Linked DNA regions of Homo sapiens: region 1 is linked to region 2. Evidence: chromatin loops called from intact Hi-C (ENCODE). Cell type or tissue: A673. All regions are shown on one strand. Region 1 overlaps LMCD1-AS1 (LMCD1 antisense RNA 1). Region 2 has its middle 270 kb from the start of GRM7-AS1.

The links. Hi-C counts contacts between places; a loop is a spot of excess contacts. Peaks named below come from ENCODE experiments on the same cell type or tissue, not always from the same donor. Only the 100,000 strongest peaks of a DNase experiment are listed, where the experiment ranks them.
Region 1: a loop joins it to region 2, with 11 times the contacts of the local background. A loop is called at or near these places in 8 of 110 quality-filtered maps.

The regions. Positions count from the first base shown.
Region 1 is chr3:8,298,676-8,306,675 of GRCh38, forward strand. The region is part of intron 3 of LMCD1-AS1 (LMCD1 antisense RNA 1); the gene reads right to left. Among named protein-coding and RNA genes, the nearest start is that of LMCD1-AS1, 200 kb to the right of the region's middle. In A673, a CTCF peak has its summit at 3,513 (motif pointing left); a DNase peak (open chromatin) is centred at 3,496; H3K27ac peaks cover 6,447 bases.
Region 2 is chr3:7,797,336-7,805,335 of GRCh38, forward strand. No RefSeq gene overlaps it. Among named protein-coding and RNA genes, the nearest start is that of GRM7-AS1, 270 kb to the left of the region's middle. In A673, a CTCF peak has its summit at 3,227 (motif pointing right); a DNase peak (open chromatin) is centred at 3,226.

The sequences.
Region 1 (8,000 bases), 500 kb after region 2:
CTGAATTCCATTGAAACCAACAGCCTGAGATCAATATTTCATCAACTAAGGCCATCTCAACACCTTGAGAATCAACTGGCAATGTGCCAATCTCCTATACAATACGAAGCTATTGACCCAGGAGCGGTGCCTACTGCAGATATGACTGTGTTCCTCTCTGGTACCTGGGCTTTCCTGATAACCCATGAGTGTGGTAGCCAGAAAAAAAAATCTTATCAGTTCATTATCTCCCCAGGAGAGAATTCTATAACAGCACAATTGGTGCTTCAAAATATGCACCAGGTCATTCCAACCAAGTTTTGAGAACCTTAGAATTCTAAGGTTCTTCCATTGATTCTATTCTGCAAAGTACTTACTTCAATCTGTGGCTGCACTGTCAAGTCATTGAAGATTATGATTCTTGATTTAGAAGGTTCATCTCAAATGTTTTAAATCTTTAGCTTCAGAAAAAGGAGATGTCTTTTTCTTTCCTATATACCTATTTCTCCTTCTCTCCATGGGGAAACCCATGGTATAAGTTATCTTAAAAAGTATGAAAACAAGGAGGCAAAAAAAAAAATTACAGTGTTAACCCAAGTTTGCAGGGCTAATAAACGCTAAGAGGATAGATTTTAAGTGTTCACATCACACACACCCACACACACACACACACACACACACAAATGGTAAGTATGTGAGGTAATGCATATGAATATCAATAGCTTGATTTAGTCATTCCACAGTGTATACATATATGAAAACTTTGTGTCATATACCATAAATATATACAGTTTTTACTTAATTAAAAAATAGCCAATGCATATGTAGCATTTACGATGTACCAGGCATCCATCTAAATGCTTTGCATAAATCCACTTATTTCATCCTCACAGCAACCTAGGAGGTGGGTACATTTTTGCCGATGAGGAAACTGAGGCACAGAGAGATTAAGTATCTTGTCCAACGTAAAAAGGCTGGGCCATATATGCTAAGGAGGCCTCTGGTTAGTTTTAACTCAAACACCAGCCCCCATTTAGTTTCTTTAATTTTGGGGGGAAGAAATTTCCCCTCAACAAACAAACAAACAGTGTTTGAAGAAAACCAAGTGATCATGGTATCCCTGAAATTCTCAGTGCTCTTAGAAAGGTAGAATGAAGGCACCATCCCCACTTCTGCATGACCTGATCTCCCTACACAAAGCAGATACTCAGTGAATGCTGGCAGAAAGAAAATGAAGGCTGGGAAGATTCCCAGTGCTGTCTCTATACTCCTGCAGTTTCTTTGAAAAGTTCCTCCCAGGGCTATGGCTTCTTGTGAGAAAGAAACAAAAAAGGAGTCTTCTCCCTAGTTTCAAGATTGCCCCTGACCCCCCTCCTCCCAGCCCTAACACATTAGCACCCGGCTGACTCAGTCACTTCTGATCTGTGAGTTAAGCTCATCCAATGTCTGTTGACCCACCTTCTACTTCCCTCTGCAGGGTTTGGACCACCATTCTATCCTATCTGGCACTCAGTCAGCGTGGTGTAAGAGGGGTAGACCCCCAGGCCTTCAAGTGGGTCAAGATGACTCTACATGATCACTACATTAATGAGCATGTCATTGCCACTTTCTCTCAGAGGAAATTCTCTCTCACTGCTTCTTTCTCCCCCAATAAGAGGAATATTAAGCTAGGACACACTCAAAGAGTCAGAATGGGCAATGTGGTGGAAATGAGCACTGGAATTGAGTTAAGACACCCAGATACCTTGTTGTAAATTTGCTGTGTGACTTTGAGTAAGCCTCTGCCCTACGAAGAGAGAGACCACTGGACCACTCAGGGATAACAAATCCCTGACATGTGTATCGCCATGACCCATTCCCAGACCCACGGCAGGCATCACTAATCAATCATTTTCAACTGAGCCAAAATGAAGTGTCACAATTCTTCTCCATAGAGAAGCCCTATCAATAGAACAGGACTGGCACACTGGCTTAAGCCTCTTTACCACCCTAAATTTGATAATCCTTAAGATATTTTCCATTAGTCAATTTGGTTCATATTGCATTGAAATCTAGTACAATTGGTCTATGTACATATATAATAATCTATAAATACTTGTATATATATTTTTATCACAACATACTTCTCATCTCATCATACAGTACTCCCTTCATTTTCCACACCTCCTCAGAGGCTATCAAATAAGTTTGCCCACTCATACGTTCTCAGAACCTAAGAATGTCATTCATCAGGATCAGGAAATTTGGAATATGTTCATCCATTCATTCATTCAAACTCATTTTTTAAATTTTCTGAGCAGCAGCCACATGCCAGGCCTAGCCAGGTGCCCTCTTGTTGATTTCTCTCCTGTTTGGGTGGCGATTCTTTATTCCGGTTTGGTTTTGTTCTTTCCATTCAAGACCATTTTTCCTGATACACTGCACTGCTTAGGTTCAGATGGCTGTCTCCTACACTTTCCTTTTAAACTTCTACTCTCCCAGGGAAGTGTTCTTCATTGAATTCCCATATACCTGTAGTAAACAGACACGTTAGATGAGGTTTGGGTGTGGTCAACCTCAAAATGGTAACAGAACCACTCTGAGCTCCTAAATATAGAAATTTTGGAAGAGGGAAGAGGACTCAGAAGTGTTACAAAGGAAGCTAAAGTCCAGGTTTGCTGACTTGTAAAATTCTGCCTGTGGTAAGGCATATTAGCTGCTAGGACTTCAAGCAGCCCACCTCAGGCCTCAAAAGGAAGGTTCATAATCCAAGGTCGGGATCAAATAGTGATGGCAATGAAAGAAGCCACTCAAGGGAGCCCAAGCTAGTTTTAAAAATATCTGAAGGGAACTCAGGGGGCAGAATGCTCACATAGCTCTAAGCCCATTGTGTGCCAGTTACGATGCTGAAGCAAAAACTGGAATCAAAGGATGGACAGTATTAGGGAATAGATTCTGGCTTCATGGAAGGAACGTTTGAACAGTCAGAAGGCCAAACACAGCGGCTCACAGCTGTAATCCCAGCACTTTGGGAGGCCAAGGTGGGAGGCTCACTTGAGGCCAGGAGCTCAAGACCAGCCTGAACAACATAGTGAGACCCCATCTCTCAAAAAAAAATTTTTAAAGAACAGTCAGAGCATCTCAGAGAGAGAGTGAGCAGAACATCCCACCTCAAGGAGTAAGGAGCTTCCCGGACTGGGGAGGGAATCAAGCAAGGCTGTAAGTAGAAAAAGAGGTGGGTACATGCTCGTCGTGTTGGTCTCTATAACCTCAGTGCCAGGCGCACAGTAGGTGTTTAATAAATACTTCTAAAAGAGAGAAGGGGGCATCTTGGTGAGGAAAGGGAAGGGTCTAAAAGAGGAGAGGCAGGCTAACAGCCTTGGTTCTAGAGGGAATTCTCACTCTGAGAGAGTGGTTAGACGAGATGATTTCTGGTCCTTCCTATTTCTGAGATTTTATGATTCTAAGAAGAAAGAGAAGTTTATGAAAACCTAACCCAGAGTTTTTCAGCAAGGACGTGTGACTTTTTAATGAGGGAGCTCCCTCTACTGGACAGAAGTCTGTTCTTCAACTGAATTTTGCCATTTCTTCAGCACTTGGAACTCAGAGGTGGTAGAATGTCTTCCTGTACCAATGCTTTTTAAATCCTAAAGAAACCACTATCCCATATGTCGCACCCTGGTCTGGAGAATCAACTGTGGGAACGTGACTTTGCCATAAGTAGTGAAAACACTATTGGTCAGACTCCTCCGGTCTAGGTTTTATTGTTAGCAATTTCTTTCCCACATGGAATTTGTGCCATTACCCACAGGAAAGCCACAACCCATTCCACCGAATGCAGCCAGCTGATTAACCAGCCTGTATTGAACACCTACTGTGTGCCAAGCTGCTTGGCACTGAAGATAGAATGGTAAGCAAGTAAACAGAGATAAACTCTAAGAAGGAAAACTACAGAATCCTAGGAGAGCAGATGGTAGGGACTTACACCATGAGCATGTGGACGGGGATATAAGAAGGGTGGTACACAAAAGCTTCCAAGAACTGATTTCTGAGCTGACATCTGGGTCTGGCTGAAGGATGAATAGGAGTTCATCAGTCATAGAGTAGGTGCTTGCTATTTATAAACACTGAATGGCCGAGACACACAGCCTATTATTCCACTAAAGTTTATTTCATGCTTTTTACATACCTGCTCTTGAATAGGCTGCAGACGCTTTAACGTCAGATGCTACAGCTTGTACACCAGGTAGCCCTTGAACTGAATTATTTAAGTAGAGCAGGCCAGGTTACTTCAGGTACGCACATCGAATTAAGGAATAATTATACTAGAAATCTATGTTGGCCGTATTTTCAGCAACATCACCTTTGACCTGGAAGTAATTGGAAAGTTAATAACATTTGATTTAATCTCCAAATATGGCTCACAGGTGTATTCAAGGGAGCTTTGATAACACAGACTCCTCTTAACCCATTTTGCAAGGTTAATGCATGAAGAGTCAGGGTGGGAAGGAGCCCAGAATAATGACTGTTAATCCAGATAGAGACGATATCTGCTCTTGATGAGAAGGAATGAGAAACTGACATTTATTGAAGACCTTCCAGAATCCAGACATAGGTCTATGCTATTTCATTTGGTCCTTATAGAAGCCATAAGAAATATACAGGGCCATCTTCAATTGATTGCTGAATTGGCATTGTTTCAGCCCTAATTCACAATGGTTGCATAAGAGTAACAGTTAGACTTCTTCCAGGTTTCTTCAAATTTTAAGACCATAAAACAAGATTTTGAGCTGTTACCGTGTGTCAGGCTCCATGCCTAGCATTTTAATGTAAGTGCACCATTTCACTTAATTCTAAGAATCACAATTATCCTTTCTAGCTGGGTCACTGAGACACTAAGAGATTTTGTACTTTGCTCAGAGCCACACAGCTGCTGGATGAAGGACACTTCATCCAGACCCATCCAACTCCAGAGCCCTGGCTCCTGGCCATGTCTAACACAGCATCCCTGTCCACCCAGACAGGCAGGTCTGGAGGATTCAAGAGGCTTGAATCACACCGGAAATCATTTATAGGCTATCACAACTCCAGCCAATGGCCCATGCTATGCACTCATTACAAAACAAAATAGTCACCCTTTTGCTCAGATGAGAAGAAAAACAGTGAGTTCCATTTTCCTAGTGGCACACCTCAGGGTATAAAAATTCTAATGAGAGAATTTAAACCTTTAGCTGATGCCTGTGTGCAACAAAATGCTCCAGATCACTGTAATTTAATATATAGATGCATTGCCATCATTTAGACCCTGCAATATGTTGCACAGTAAAGCAGGGCTTGGCTAGGAAGAACCCAGTCAGAAGTTTAAGACACAAGATCAAAGAGACAAGACCAAGAGTTGGATTTCAGCTGTGGGAAGCCCTTGGCCTCCTTCCCCTTTAACCCAACACAGCCTGAAGGTCACATCACCCATGTGAATTGCGCCCAAGTCTGCTCTCTCCACTTAGCACCATTTGTTCTGCATTCTGGGGCTTGAATACATGTGCTCACCTCCTTGGGTACTTGGTGTACCCATCACAGCTGGGACCACGGCTTATACATCTCAGTCACCCCCAGTGTCCAGCCCAGTGGACACTCAAACACTAGCAGGCTGTATTTAAAATAAAGTTTTTAATGTGAATTTATATTGTTAGTCAAAACATGTACCAATGACATGGAATAATGGCTTAAACCATCACAGTTGACCTGCAGGGACCAGTACTTTAGCTTCACCTAGAACAGGGCACATGATATTAAGGCCACATGTACTTGACTCTAGCTTCACCTGTGACAGGGCACATGGTATTAAGGCCATTGACTGCTAGAAAAGGAATTCCCACTGGTGAAGCTATGAGAAAACTGAGACTCAGAGAGGTTAGGCAAGGTCACACAGGTATTAAGTCGTAGAATTAGGATTTGAGCCCAGGTCTACAGGACTCCAAAATCTCAGGGATTACCTATTATGCCACATTATCTGCCCACCAGATAAACATCACCCTGCCCTCAGGGCCTTTGCTTTTTCCAAGATAAACTTTAAAGATGATCCGAGCAAACTAGGGCAGAACAAAACAGGCTACTACATCACTAGGTACACTTGGAATGTGTGTATCAAGTAGCTGAAACCCAAACAATTCACCCAATGGGATGCTGGTTCCTGTTATGTCAAACAGCCTACCTGGGCTGAAATTTTCAGAGTAATCTCCCAGTTTTAAATGACATCAACCCAGATCTGGGTGCACCAGCTCTGTCAACATAATGGCCAATATCTGGGGCCAGGGGAAATAAACCCTCATTCAGATGTCTTGATGTTCATTAATGTCACAACATCTTATTAAGGACTATGGTCACAGCACTGCATGGGCTGGGTGTTTGGTAGGGAAATGACTCCATTTTCTTATCTTCCAGATGTGTTATATGATAGATATAGAAACATTGCCTCAATCTGCATAGAAACAAAATTAGCAAAATAAAATGGCAAGGATGATAAAACAAACATCTTTGACTAATTTACATTGAATTAGCAGGATTTATTATTAAAATTGCAATGGCAGCTTGCACTCATGGAAGACTAATGGCATGTTAATCAATATGTTGAATGCTTTATGTATATTATTGTCACATTTAATTTCTGCATCATTTCCCACTTGAGACACAAGTAAACCTGGATTGGGAGAGGCTGGTCACACAGTGAGAAAACAGGTTGGATCCAAACCTATGCCCATCTGACTCCACAGCCCTAACGTTGGTGACTCTTTTACATCTTTGCTACTCAAGGTGTGAGGCAGGGGCCAGCAACAACTGCCTTCTCACAGCTCATTAGAAATGCAGAATATCAGCCTCCTTCCCCAGACCTGCTGAATGAGAATCTGCACTTTAACAGGTGACTGTACCCAGGCCATCTCATCACCTAACCATGCTTGTTTCACACTCTGGTGCCCTTCTTGGGTACTTGGTGTGTTCATCAGGAGCAGGGACCATTATTCTAGGTGTGATGCATACACCCCTTGCCTTATATCACCTGAAGTTTCCTGGGTTCCATTCCAAGCTGGCTGAGCAAGATTCTCTGGTGGTGGGACTCAGGAATCTATATTTTAACCAGTTCTTCAGACTATCCTAAAGGCATACTACTGTCTGAAAACAAACACTGTGATACATCCCGTTGTCTTAAAGTTTACATGCAGGATTCTGTGCTTTTTTCCCAAACTGAAAAGTGTATCCAAAAATTGGAGGAGTATGCAAAGAATAAATGGGTCCATTTGAGTGATCCTAGAAAGACATTCTGTTGTTGTTGATTTTGGAGTCCTGGTAAAGCATTCGTGCTTCTTTTTAAAGCCAGCTCATCAATCCCACCCAATGCAGCAAACATTTCCCAAGCTTCCTCAGGTCAGCATCAACAGAAGGGATGAGTTTTGAAGCAGCAGAGTGATACACAGAGATGCAAGTAAGCCCAACCCAAGGCACAGAATTCTGGTGACACAACAGAGAAGAGCAACATCCATCAGCTCTCCTGAACTGAAAGCCCTGATGCCCTCCCTCAGCCAAGTGGCCCCATCTGGCACCACAGCCACCGTCCCCACCAAAGCAGTAGACTGCCCACAACTTGAGTCTGAACTTTGGGTGCTGCCTGAAGTTAGGCTGGTGGACAAATAAACCCACAGCTGGATGAGCCCCTAGCATGTGTTTGCACACCAACCATGTTAGCCTAATGTACTCAACTGGATTTTAGCTTTGGTTTCCCTATTTAGCAGTCAAATAAATTACTAAGATTAAAACCTCCTTCTCTTTCAGAGTATAAACTCTTTACTGATGTCTAACAACCTCCCTGTCTGCTATCTGAAGTGAACTAGGGTCTTGATTTTAAGCATTCATTTATCTCACAAACACATGCTCAGGATGGAGATACCATGGAGGAAAAAGACTGATATTCTATTCTGCATTTGTAAATCTTACTTAGAGTCTAGCAGTGGAGGAAGTTAACCATTTATTGCAACCAGAAATCAATGTGA
Region 2 (8,000 bases):
AAAAATGGGACTTTGCAATTTAGATAGTTCAAGTGATTCCTTCTCCTCCAGTCAGCAAGCGTAAGTATCTCTACAGGAGGACAAGATGGGTGTTTGTCTGCTGTATGTGCTATCAGTTACATTTCCTGCATGCCTCTCCTAATAGGTGTATTAGGAATATATGTGAAATGTGTTTAAAAATTACAGGACATATTTATCATACATAAGGTCTATCACCTTTATGCGTTAATTAACTGCATTGACTAAATGCAATGCTGCAGGAAAAAAGTGCCAAGTGGCTAATTTAGATACAAAATATTACAGGCATTTTTTAAAATTGAGAATAATTTTCACTATATTGGATGTTCACATTTCAACTGGCTATAAACCTGAATTTCAAGCAACACCAGACTTTGCTATACTTGGCACTCACCATGGGTAAGAGACTAGGCTAGGCACTATGGAATACAAAGGAACATGCAGCCTGTGTGCTTTCTAAGCTTAGTTACTCACCTGGACAGAGACATAAACAAGTAAAATAAAAATAGTCAAAATCTAGAGTTAATGTCAAGTGAGAGGAATATACAACAAATGTTATCTCTATTGAATCTTGCAAAACAGACAGTTTCCACAAGAGAGAAGAATGAAGGAAATTCTAGGCTGGGGAAATGTGAGGGAATAAAGAAGGAACAGCCTGAGAAGTCTCTCCCTCAGCCCACTCTATATGGGCATGTAAGCTAGCAAAGTGACAGGAAAATTTAGCGACATCCATGAACACTGAGATGTGCAGACACCGTGACCCTGCAATACCACTTCAATGCATACTGTAGAAGTATTTGCACATCTGCATAAAAATCATCACATTCATTTTTTCTGCAGCTTTGCAAAAATGTGGAAACAGCCCAAATACCTGTCAGTAGGCAAATGGATAAACAGAACTTACAATGGTCAGTAATAATTATAGAGAAGGAGTGTCCAATCTTTTGGCTTCTCTGGGCCACACTGGAAGAAGAATTGTCTTGGACCACACAGAAAATACACTAACACTAACAATAGCTGATGAGCTAAATAAAGAAAAACGTCACATAAAATCTCAATGTTTTAAGAAAGTTTACAAATTTGTGTTGGGCTGCATTCAAAGCCATCCTGGGCTGCACGCAGCCCATGGGTTATGGGTTGCGCAAGCTGGTTCTAGACATTTAAACAGATTTGGAGTAAAAAAAGCAAATTATGGAAAGATACACACATTATGACACGATCTATGTGAGCCAAAATAAACACAGAATAATGTCATCAATTATGTACTCTAAACATGAACTGGAAAAATATACAACAATACTAATACAGGGGCTGTTTCAGGGGAACGTGAGAGGGAATCAGGATTGGAAACAGTAATTAAACAAAACTTTAGTTTATCTTTCATAGTCTTCTCTTTTGGATTATCTATCTTCTATATCATTTTTGTAATTAAAAAAACTATAACCGTAGAAATTATACATAGACTTATGTATTTTAAAAAACAGGAAGTGATTGGCTAACTACCAACAAAGATTAATTCCAAATAGCAGAATTATGAATGTCATCTTCTGTTTTGTACTTTTTAGATTTCTTTTCCAACAATTAAAATGATCCGTCCCTGACCAATAAATGTAATTAAAATTCTAAAACACAGAGCCTAGCTAGAGGTCAGTGAGGGAGAATAATTTGAGCAGAACATCATTGAGGGAGTTTTAGAAGAGGGGGTCAAAAAGATTTGGTGCTTGTTCACAAAAGCCTCTAAATTCAAGGTTAAGAAGTTTGGACTTCATCTTGTACCCACTGGGAATCATTACTTGTTTCGGAGCTGGAGACCGTCATGGATCAAAAGGATAAATCAATATCCATTCTTCACCACTACTTCTCAAAGTATATCTTTTCACCATCATTTCCAAATTGATAGAACTCTAAGGGTTTTTAGATGTTGGGTAGAAACTTAAGAGACACATTCTCTTCTCTCCAGGGGTGTTACTGTGTAAGGAAGGATTTGGACACTTAAGACCTGTAAAAAACACGTGAAGAGCTGCTCTCTTCCTCTCTTCACTCCCCTTTACACCATAGCATGAACATCCCTAAAAAGCACTTGAAAATGATGCCTTTTCAACTCTAAGTAGCAACATGTTCATCCATTAGCAAGCAAAAGTGTTATTGCATTTCTTTCATCTCTACAGCCTCCCAGGTCCTGCTTTTCAAAGTAGAAGTGAGTAATAAACCTGTGGTGAAAGGAACAAAACACTTATGAACGGAGTGACTAAAAAGAAAAAAAAAAAAAAGTGATTATCCTTCCTAAAAACCCAGGGTGTTGCCGAATTAAGGGACACTGACCAGTAAACAGCCATGAGACAGATTTAGTAGATTTCCGGAATCTAGCATGTGTGTATAATTTAGTACAAAAGCACATCATGAAGAAAAATAGTCTAGTGGAATGGGTTAAATTTGAAATGTCATCAACTAGAAGGAAAGGTCAGCAAACTGTTTTTCAAACCTAAAAAAAAAAAAACCCAGCCTCATCCTTGACTCCCTCTTCTGTGTCTCTTTCAAATTTCGGCTCACGATAGTTTAACAAAACAACAACAAAAACAACCACAAAAAACAGCAAAACAAAACAAACGGCCCAAAGGGAAATAAATCTAACTGATATAAAATTGAAAAAACACAAGTGACAAGAGCCAGGGAAGACAGGACGTCATCATTTAGTAAAGCATCCACTAACTGCTTGACCACACTCCAGCAATTTCCATAACTCATGATTTTCAATATTCATACTTGTCATTGTTCATTTTTCTTACATCACATGCATTGTGTGCCAGCTACAAGCCCAGCCTGTTCTGTGCACTAGGGGATCAGTAGAAAACAAAATCCCTGTGATCTGTGCTCACAAAGCTTGCATTCTTGCATTCTAGCAGGCATAAAAGAGAAAAAAGAGAAGTAAATACACAGCATTCTGGCTAACTCGTTTCAGAGGTGAGGAGACCATATCCCTGAGTAACTTGCTCAAAGTTACTTGCTCAGTAATTTGCCCAAAGTTTCATGAGTAAGCAGCCTAGAAGTGACCACAATAGGCTACCACAAAGATACTTCCCAGAGGTTACTGTTTTCTACTTCTTTATTATAGAGTATTATCTATACAGGATGAGCCTCTGTCTTTTAAAAAGAAAATCACATTGTTGGAGGAGCTAATGTGCAGCTTATTTTCTGAACCTGAGTGAAATACAAAATATTGTCACTAGAGGGCAAGTTGACATATGCTTTATTTATTTTACTGAAAGAAAAGATAGTGCTACATTTTGGGAAACAAAGCCTTTGAATCAGCTTATATTTATTACATGATTCTCATCTTGGTTAAAACTACATGCAGAACAGTGACGGGTAAGTAGTACTTTTACAAAGTAGTGTCCAAATTTTAGACATTAAATTACGATGTGTAGCCCCTTTTTACCAAAATCACAGGTGCATTTGTTCCTCACACTTAATTTTCATGATAAGGACTATCTCGCATTAGGCTTGATAGAAATAGAATTTTTGTCATCCTCCTCCTTGTCTGCCTCGGGAATGGCCACTGTTCTTTCAAGATTCAGTTCCCTCTCCTCTTCCAAGCCTTTCCTTTCCTGTCTCTTCTTTCCCAGAGGATCTTGCCATCTCTCACTGGCCATGTGCACTGTGAGCAGGCTTCAATCAGAGCACCATCAAGATTTTCCTAATATCCCCCAGTGAGTGAGCCTCTACCTGGCCTAGGCACTTGTTGCCTGTTGACTCTTCTCATCTTCACCATCACCTGCAATGGGGAAATTATTACTTCCCCACTGGAGTAAAGAGAAGCCCAGAGTGGCTAAAAGCTGAAGCCAGGGCATAGAGCTACTAGCATGACCCTTGGTTACCAGATGTTTTTATTAAACTGTGTGCTCCCTAAGAATAGGGATCATCTTTCTAGGGTCTAGCATTTTGCCTCAAGAAAAGGGAACCTGCTCTATAAATGTAAGAGTAAACAGATGCTGTAAGACAACTCAAAATCTCTACCTCTCAAAGTTGGGGGAGAAAATGACATGATTTGTGAGAAGTATCTGGTTGCATGATAGGCATATAGTAGGCATAATAAATTCTTATCATGACATGTTGTTGGTCTTACAATAGATGTCATGTGTTAACATAAGTTCAAATTCAAATTTTCCTCCATGGCACGGCAAGATCTGACGCCTATCTAAATCTCCAACCCTGTCTCTCTTGCCTGACTCCAACTCCCAGGCCACACTGGCCACTTTCCTGCTCCTCAAAGGTGCCAAGCTGGTTCCTGCCTCAGGGCCTTAGCACTTGCTATTCCCTTGGCCTATGTAACTATTTTCCAGGCCTCCATGGACATCACTTCACATCCTTTAAGTCTCATTTCAGCTTTTACCTCCTCAAAGATACCTTTACTGGCTACTCTTAAGTGTTCCTTCACCACTCCTTCCCTATCTCAACCTCTTGTTTCCTTCCTTCATCACACTAAGTACAGTCTGTGACCCTTTCATCCATCTGTTTACTTACTTTGTCTCTCATTCCCTCGGCTAGAAGGTTCATCAGGGTCGGGTCCCTGTCCGCTCACAGGCACCATTACAGGCTCAGCGCCTGGCACACAGCAAGCTAACCACAAAATATTTTGGTTGAAATTATGGATGGATGTGTGGATAAAGGAACAAAGAATTAGGATAAAATGCTAAAAATCTGAATGCTCAAAAGTAAAAGGGAGCCTGAAGGAAAAAAAACAAATGAGTTGCTAGGATATGATTGGGAGACACACACAGGCTTTGGAATCAAACACACACTGAGTTTAAGGCTCAGCACTGATACCGTGAGATGCTGGGGCTTCGAAAATGATACTCCAGAGTATGGCAGTTTGGCATCCTTTGGCATCCTTTGTTTCCTTTTCTTCAAACCCAGGATCTCCTGTTTGTGCGGAATATGTTGAATTCAAAGACTGAAAGGGCCTCAAAGATTGAAAGATTGAAAGGGCCTCAGAGCAGTCTCTTTGTGACCTTCTCCTGCTCTCCTTTCTCTACTAAGGTAGGTCATAGATACTGGAATTTCTCTTCCCCATGGTGAGTCATAGAAACTAGAAATTATACTCTAACCTACCCCTATCTTTCTGTGTAGGAGCTGACCATAAAGAAATTCTCTGACCCACCTTGTCTGACAGTAGATCCTAAGACCTCATTCCCAGAGGGGCTGTGCTCCATGCTGGAGGGTGAGGAATACTGTGCAGAGAGGTCAAGATGAATCTGAACAGATGGGCTTGCTGGGTCCTTTCAGTCTATTACCACTAGAACATTCCATTTTTGTCTAATCACATTTCTACCTGGGTGTCCTTTATACACTGAACTTAAGCATAAAAATAGATGGTTTTCACTGAGTCTTGGGGTTTTTAAGACATGCCATGTAAAAACTTTGGTTACATAAATTTGTTACGCTTTTCTCACGTTAACCTGTTTTCTGTTATAGGAGTGCTGGCCATGACTCTTACGGTAGGTGAGAGAAGGCATCAATCAAACCTTTCCTACCCTACAAACGTATTCTGCCATTGTCCATGCACAATCGCACCCTCTCCTGGAAAAAGAAAATATATCTGTTCCCTGGTCCCAAAACTCTGATTAAACAGGCAACAGAGTTCTACAAGTCAGGAAAAAAGCAGGCTTTCATTCCATCACAATGACATCCACTGACCTCCAGCTTGATGGGTAGATGTGGTAGGGACTCATGCAACCCAGGACTCACCCTCCGTGCTTCTCTAGCCCTGGCGCCAACTCTGCTAAGGCTCCCCACGCTCTTCACATGGCTTCAGGGCCACAGTGTACACAGTATTCTCTGTACTTCATGCAAATTAACTCACGTACTGCTTTTAACAACTCTAAGAGATTGGTATTATTATTGTCACCATTGTACACATGAGAGGAATAAGGTACAATCTACAAAATGATTTTAAAGTCCTCACTCTTAACCCCTACTCAACACTGTCTCTATTATAACGACAACTACGAATTTCTGAGCACCGATCCTGTGCCTGGCACCATGGTAGCTGTGCTCATCACTCACCTCCCTGAGGTAACTTATAAGGAGATGCCACTAAAGTATCTGATTAGGTTGAAGCAGTGGTCAAAAGCATCTATTTCAAACTGCTTCGAAAGCCATCAAGTTTCTTACAAATGCCGTCACTGGGAAGACATTTGAAAATATAAAAACAATTACTGGGTTATCTGCCATGGACTACCAAACAATGTTTAGAGCATACTTTTCTAAATTATCTGCTTCTAGCCTTTCATTTCCATAGAGCTCTGTTACAACTCTAAGTTATAAATAACTAAAAATAATCCCAAAGAAATTTGTCTATAGATTTACAAATAAATTACATCTGTTAGAGGGTTCAGTTAACTTCAACCCTTTTCCCACTGGGGGAAGAAACAGTCTGGCATCCATTTGCACATTCATTTCAACCTCCTGTACACTATATCCTTTTGTGCTTCTTAGACTTCTCCTGTGAACCTGTTATAGTATCTTTCTGATTTCCTCATTACTAATGAGTTAAGTAAAATCTTTAACACGTGTTCATTTTATATCTGTAAGAGACTCATGATTTTACATCTTGGTGTGTGAAAATTATCCTTTAATGCTGCTGATTATTACTATGAAAGAATAAAAAAACTCACTTTTTTTGGCTTACTCACTCTGTCAGCACATGAGGCATCAAAGGCTCTGATTTCCCTTTTCATTACATTCAACCACCTTTATTATAGTGGATATGAAATGATAGAATGATGCTTTGATTTACTTTCATAGGCAGGTGGCATGCATCATATAATATTGCAGAGTTGTTCCAACTTAGGTTGGAAAAAAGTGGGTCAACTGCTGAGACCTGTGAGAATGTAGAAACATATTAACTCTAAACAGCTTTGTCCTGCAAACCTGAACAAAAAGAAATTCAGTGTGACTGTCAGGACAGATGCTCCAGAAACAGTTTTGAGAGTGGGCATCTCAGCGAATCTGTACCGACCAGCTGGAGAAAAAAAGGAAAATACAAAAACCTGTGAGAACAAAGACTCCACTTTATACACAGGATGGCCAGATGATATTGAAAACAAATCCTCTAATAAAACACAGCTTGGAATAGAAGAATAAGGTAAGTGAAACAGACGAGTGTACACTATCAGGAGATACCTGATAAAACCTAGAAAGGGCAAAATTCGCAAGACATGTTCCACAAAAAAACCAACTTGGAAATGAAACACAGAATTGAAAGCTAAAGTGGTAATAATCTGACCTAGCAAGATGGAACAAATAGGTGGCAGAGAGGAGACGCACTTGGTTGGAAAAAAATATACAAAGAGATGGAGGGAAGATGATCTATTTTACTTGCAAGGCATATTCAAGCCCAGATCTATTTCGGAAAGGCACTAGAAGAGATACGTAATTCCCAATAGGGTACAAAAACGAGGCATATGATCAAACAAATACACATTATGGGTCCTTCTACAAGATAATTAGCAAGATAAATGTCAATGTGATTCCATGAAAGGGGAGGAGGACAGTTCAAGGTTAACAAAAACTAGGCAAGGGTCTTCAGTCTTGGCTGTGTAGTGAAAGCACCTAGGGTGCTTTAGAAGTACCCAGCACTTTGGAAGGCCAAGGAGGGCAGATCACCTGAGGTCAGGAGTTCAAGACCAGCCTGGCCAACATGGTGAAACTCCGTCTCTACTAAAAATACAAAAAATTAGCCAGATGCATTGGCATGTGCCTGTAATCCCAGCTACTCGGGAGGCTGAGGCGGGACAATCTCTTGAACCAGGAGACAGAGGTTGCAGTGAGCCGAGATTGCGCCACTGCACTCCAGCGTGGGCGACAGAGCAAAAATTCGTCTCGAAAAGAAAGAAAGAAAGAAAGAAAGAAAGAAAGAAAGAAAGAAAGAAAGAAAGAAAGAAAGAAAGAAAGAAAGAAAGAAAGAAAGAAAGAAAAAAGAC